Regions from separate parts of the Homo sapiens genome. Here region 2 is linked to region 1. The links are chromatin contacts, found by Hi-C in ENCODE. All regions are on one chromosome and are shown on one strand. The core of a region is the stretch at or near the end of the contact, and the rest is flanking DNA. Distances in the headings are between cores, read along the strand shown.

Region 1 (2,850 bases), core at 46-2,545:
TAGTTTCTAGGGCTTGGTTGGAGCAGCCCATTCACCTCTCATGGAGCCCCGTACCTTGCCAGTGTTACATCACTAGGCTGTTGGGCACCATCTGCTTCCCTGTTGATCTGATTCCATCATCTTCATTTCGTTCAGAAATCCGTCTGTGCTATCGGTCACTTGATGATATTGTTCTCTGTTTTCCAATGCTGCCACAGGCTTTTCCCCTTCCTTGTAACTCTTGGGTTGTTTCAGTGGAATTTGCCTTTGAGGGAAAACACACAGGTAAGTTTGCTTACTTATTTTCCTGTTGTGCTCAGGAGTTGTGTCCAAGTTTTCATATTATATAAAAGCCCCTGCTTTTTATACTTTTTAAAATTGCAAATAAGACCCCACTTCCATCGTCACTGGGAAGCCTGTTTGTTATTGACTTACTGAGTCGTGCTGATCCAATTGGCGTTAGAGCAAGGCAGCTGTAATCGGGGGAACTACATCAGGAACTACTTAATGAGGAGGAAGACACTTTTAAGTGCGACATGGTTAGATTTTACAAATTCATATGCTATGGCTTGGGCCAAGGTCTGTGGCATACACCTGTAGTCCCAGCTACTCAGGAGGCTGAGGCATGAGAATCGCTTGAACCCAGAAGGCAGAGTTTGCAGTGAGACGAGATCGTGCCACTGCACTCCAGCCTGGGCAACAGAGCGAGACCCTGTCTCAAAAAAATAAATAAATAAATAAATAATGAGGCCGGGCGCAGTGGCTCACGCCTGTAATCCCAGCACTTCGGGAGGCGCCGACGTGGGCAGATCACCTGAGGTCGGGAGCTTGAGAGCAGCCTGACCAACATGGAGAAACCCCATCTTCATTAAAAATACAAAATTAGCTGGGCGTGGTGGTGGGTGCCTGTAATCCCAGCTACTCTGGAGGCTGAGGCAGGAGAATCGCTTGAACCCGGGAGGCAGAGCTTGCAGTGAGCCAAGATCGCGCCACTGCACTCCAGCCTGGGTGACAGAGCGAGACTCCGTCTCAAAAAAAAAAAAAAAAAAAAAAAAAAAAAAGAATGAGTGCTGGGCTCAGCCCTGTGGAGTAACCTTTTCTCGTAATTGAATGAGGTCTAAATAACGTGGCCAATTTAGGTTTTCACACCTGCTTGGTTTCATTGGTTTCATCCCTCCAAAGTTCAGATGGTATCATGAGAGAAACAGGTTATTCGAATCTGCACTCACTATCCTGTACCAGGGCAAAGGAGAACAGAAAGCACATGGGGTACTTTCCCAGCCGGTCTTTCTTCTACAAGCTGCCTTTTAGGTGCTAGGCCTTTCTCATTTCCTTTTCACCCTCTGCCTGGGACAGGAAATGGTAGAGCTTGCATAGATCCAAGAACAGTGAGTCATGCCATAGGGCCACTCTGCTACCCAGAAAAGGACTGAGCTGGGACCCGCTGAACTTTGGATGCAGTTATTGGAGGGAACAGCAGTTTTTTTTGTTTTGTTTTGTTTTTTTGAGACAGGGTCTCGCTCTCGTTCATGCTGGAGTGCAGTGGTGCGATCTCGGCTCATTGCAACCTCCGCCTTCTGGGTTCAATCGATTCTCATGCCTCAGCTTCCTAATTAGCTGGGACTGCAGGTGCATGCCGCCACGCCCAACTAACTTTTGTATTTTTAGTAGAGATGGGGTTTCACCATGTCGGCCAGGCTGGTCTTGAACTCCCGACTTCAAGTGATCCGCTCACCTCGGCTTCCCAAAGTGCTGGGATTCCAGGCGTGAGTTGCCACGCCCGGCCTCCTGCTGTCTTAAATAATCTGCACTACTGCATTATTCTGTGCACATCTCTAATACATTTACAAGGAGGGGTTTTTGGTTAAGATTTTCTGGGTCTTCTAGTCATAATTATATTATAATGGCACCAGAATTTTACCATTACTTGAACTAGGAACAGATTCAGTATATGGAATCAAGGGAAACTTTCATTTTATTAATTTATTTATTTATTTATTTATTTGAGATAGAGTCTTGCTCTTTCTCCCAGGCTGGAGTGCAGTAGCATGATCTCGGCTCACTGCAACCTCCGCCTCCCAGGTTCAATCGATTCTCATGCCTCAGCTTCCTGAGTAGCTGGGACTGCAGGTGCATGCCACCACACCAAACTAATTTTTGTATTTTTAGTAGAGACTGGGTTTCACCATGTTGACCAGGCTGGTCTTGAACTCCCGACTTCAAGTGATCCGCTCACCTCGGCTTCCCAAAGTGCTGGGATTCCAGGCGTGAGCCGCCACGCCCGGCCTCCTGCAGTCTTAAATAATCTGCACTACTGCATTATTCTGTGCACATCTCTAATACATTTACAAGGAGGGGTATTTGGTTAAGATTTTCTGGGTCTTCTAGTCATAATTATATTATAATGGCACCAGAATTTTACCATTACTTGAACTAGGAACAGATTCAGTATATGGAATCAAGGGAAACTTTCATTTTATTAATTTTTGTTTGTTTTGTTTTGTTTTTCTTTGTTTGTTTTTTGAGACAGAGTCTCGCTCTTTCGCCCAGGCTGGGGTGCAGTAGCATGATCTCGGCTTACTGCAAACTCCGCCTCCTGGGTTCAAGCGATTCTCCTGCCTCAGCCCCCCGAGTAGCTGGAACTACAGGCACCCGCCACCATGCCCAGCTAATTTTTGCATTTTTAGTAGAGACGGGGTTTCACCATGTTAGGCTGGTCTCGAACTCCTGACCTCGTGATCCACCCACCTCAGCCTCCCAAAGTGCTGGGATTACAGGCTTGAGCCTCCACTGCACCTGGCTATTAAAATTTTTTAACTTTTACTTTTGGAGACTGGGGTCTCACCTTGTTACCCAGGCTGGACTTGAACT
Region 2 (2,908 bases), core at 290-2,789, 1.5 Mb before region 1:
GGATTGCCACTGCTTCCCAGCCAGCCTCTTGGCCCCAGTAGCCAATGGCCAGCGCAGGACGGGGAGCCTGCCCAGGGTCGCGTGTCCAGATGAGGCTTTGGAATTAGACTGCACAGCACAGTAATTTCAGTTACTGGACCCAAAGTGACTTCTGCCTGCATTCTCGGGTGGGAGGTCCATCTATAGCAGGGGAAAGAGACTGGGGCATCATCCATTCTTTCGTATATTCACAGATATGTATGGTATGTCCTGCCCCAGGTGATGTTCTAGGCGCTAGAAACACAGTGGTAATTACAGGCAAAGCCTCTGCTCTTATGCTGCTTGCCCATCAGTGTGGGAGACAGACAAGGAACAAACAAATAAAAAGAACAAATACACCAAGAGACAACTGTCACTGTCACAGGCTCAGTTGGAAGAAAAATGCATTTCACTGTTTTTTCTTTTTTTTTTGAGACAGGGTCTTACTCTGTCACTCAGGCTGGAGTGCAGTGGCACATTCATGGCCCAATGTAGCCTCGAATCCCTGGGCTCAAGCAATCCTCTCACCTAAGCTTCTTGAGTAGCTGGGACTATAGGCATGCACCACCTTGCCTGGCAAATTTTTAATTTTTTTTGTAGAGACAAGGTCTTGCTGTGTTGCCCAGGCTGGTTGCTAACTCCTGGCCTTCAGTGATCCTCCTGCCTCAGCCTCCAAAACTGTTGAGATTACAGGTGTGAGCCACTGTGCTCAATGCATTTTTTTTTTTTTTGAGACAAGATTTGGCTCTGTCACCCAGGCTGCAGTGCAGTGGCGTGACTGCAGCTCACTACAGCCTCAACTTCCTGGGCTCCAACAATCCTCCCACTTCAACCTCCCATGTAGCTGGGGCCACAGGCGCGTGCCACCATGCCCAACTTATTTTTCATTTTTAAAATTTTGTTTGGAGAAGGAGTCTAGCTCTGTTGCCCAGGCTGGAGTGCAGTGGCGTGATCTCGGCTCACCACAACCTCCGCCTCCCAGTGTCAAGCAATTCTCCTGCCTCAGCCTCCCAAGTAGCTGAGATTACAGGTGCACACCACCATGCCTGGCTAATTTTTGTATTTTAGTAGAGACGGGGTTTCACCATGTTGGCCAGGCTGGTCTTGAACTCCTGACCTCATGATCTGCCTGCCTCGGCCTCCCAAAGTGCTGGGATTACAGGCATGAGCCACCGCGCCCAACATATTTCACATATACATATTGCAGGGGGTAGTGACATCCCTTCACGTAGCTGAGTTCTTCTTGGGATGCGGTAGGCAAGGAGAAAGGATGGCCTCACGAGAGAGGCTCCACCAACTAAAATTGTGAAGAAAGCGCCATGGGAATGGGGGATGGGGACTGGGCTGGAAGGTGGAGGAGTTGGTGCGTGCTATTGCACTGCTCTGCTCAAGCCGGACCCCTCCCACCTCAACCCCCACACTGTTGACTTTGCCTCCCACCTCAGAGGAAATGGAAACTTAGGTGTGAGCTCTCAACTTCCTGCCCCCAAGCCCCTTCTCTCTGGTTCTATTCAGTGTCACTCCCTTCTCTAATCCTTGTTCCCTTTTGAAAGTTCATTCTGGGTGGGCAGGGTGGCTCACGCCTGTAATCCCAGAACTTTGGGAGGCCGAGGCATGCGGATCACTTGAGATTAGGAGTTCAAGACCACCCTGGCCAACATGGTGAAACCCCCTGAGTAGCTGAGGAGGAGCTTAACCTCCTGAGTAGCTGTGACTATAGGCACATGCCGCCACACCTGGCTAAGTGTAAGAGTGTGTGTGTGTGTGTGTGTGTGTGTGTGTGTTGTGTGTGTGTGTATATAGAGACAGGGTCTTGCTATGTTGCCCAAGCTGATCATGAACTCCTGGACTCAAGTGATCCGCCTGCCTTGGCCTCCTGAAGTGCTAGGATTACAAGCATGAGCTACTGCACTCGGCCAGTGCAAACACTTCTTTGCGATCCTTCAGTAGCCCTCAGTAGTCCTGTACTCACAATCTTATCGGCCCTCTGTGGCAACAACTCCAGGTCTGCCAGCACAGGTAGGATCCAGCTTTCATACCTTCCCAGGGCCTGAACTCGGTCATGCAGCCATTGTGTACTCCCTGTTTTCTGTACTCTCTATCATCCTTCCCCAGGGCTTCCTCTCTCTGGAAGCACCTTGGCCATTAAACCAGCCTGGTGGCCTAGAGGACATCCTACTGGAACTAGGATGTGATTCTCTTAGGCCCCCTCTCTCAGCTGCCCTCTCTCAAAAAGCAAGCTCTCCTTGGTTCTATTAAAAATGTGTCGGCCGGGCGTGGTGGCTCATGCCTGTAATCCCAGCACTTTGGGAGGCTGAGGCAGGCGGATCACCTGAGGTCAGGAGTTCGAGACCAGCCTGGCCAACATGGTGAAACCCCATCTCTACTAAAAATACAAAAAAAATTAGCCGGGCATGGTGGCACACACCTGTAATCGCAGCTACTGGAGAGGCTGAGGCAGAAGAATCGCTTGAACTGGAGAGGTGGAGGGTGCAGTGAGCCGAGATCACGCCATCGCACTCCAGCCTGGGGTACAAGAGCGAGACTTCATCTCAAAAAAAAAAAAAAGAAAGAAAGAAAAAAGAAAAGAAAAAGTGCCTCTCTGCGGTCCATTTCACTTGTAAGAACAAAACTGACAAAAAATATTTATTACTCTGAGTAGTTCTGAAAATGACCCATGGTTTCACTTTCTGACAACATCATTCCACTTCCTCTTTCCCAAGAAACTGATGAGAATGAAATTTCCTTGACCTTGAAACCCAAGCAATAGTTTTTTTTGGAAGCTACACTACATGGCCAATTTATTCTTTCCAGTGTTATCAAAGTAAATGTACGTAGTGCAAAAATCAAGTAATGCAGAGTTTATAACGAAAAGCAACAGCCCCTGTCT

What was found. A loop is a pair of places that touch in the nucleus more often than their neighbours do. Pooled maps may share reads with other maps.
Region 2: a loop to region 1 is called in a map with no recorded cell type, with 8 times the contacts of the local background. The contact joins two enhancer-like sites. A Hi-C loop is called at or near these places in 2 of 37 single-sample maps with no recorded cell type and 3 of 50 pooled maps.

Annotation. Positions count from the first base shown.
Region 1 is chr17:3,709,561-3,712,410 of GRCh38, reverse strand. It overlaps a transcript of P2RX5 not described here. Among named protein-coding and RNA genes, the nearest start is that of HASPIN, 13 kb to the left of the region's middle. RefSeq lists a silencer at 1,389-1,589. Within about 2 kb of position 1,295, at least 10 of the 41 ENCODE cell types and tissues checked have a DNase peak (open chromatin) inside an H3K27ac peak, as active enhancers do.
Region 2 is chr17:5,226,187-5,229,094 of GRCh38, reverse strand. All of the region lies in intron 1 of SCIMP (SLP adaptor and CSK interacting membrane protein), which reads left to right. All of the region lies in intron 5 of ZNF594-DT (ZNF594 divergent transcript), which reads right to left. Among named protein-coding and RNA genes, the nearest start is that of SCIMP, 7.2 kb to the left of the region's middle. RefSeq lists a silencer at 2,794-2,908. Within about 2 kb of position 1,539, at least 7 of the 41 ENCODE cell types and tissues checked have a DNase peak (open chromatin) inside an H3K27ac peak, as active enhancers do.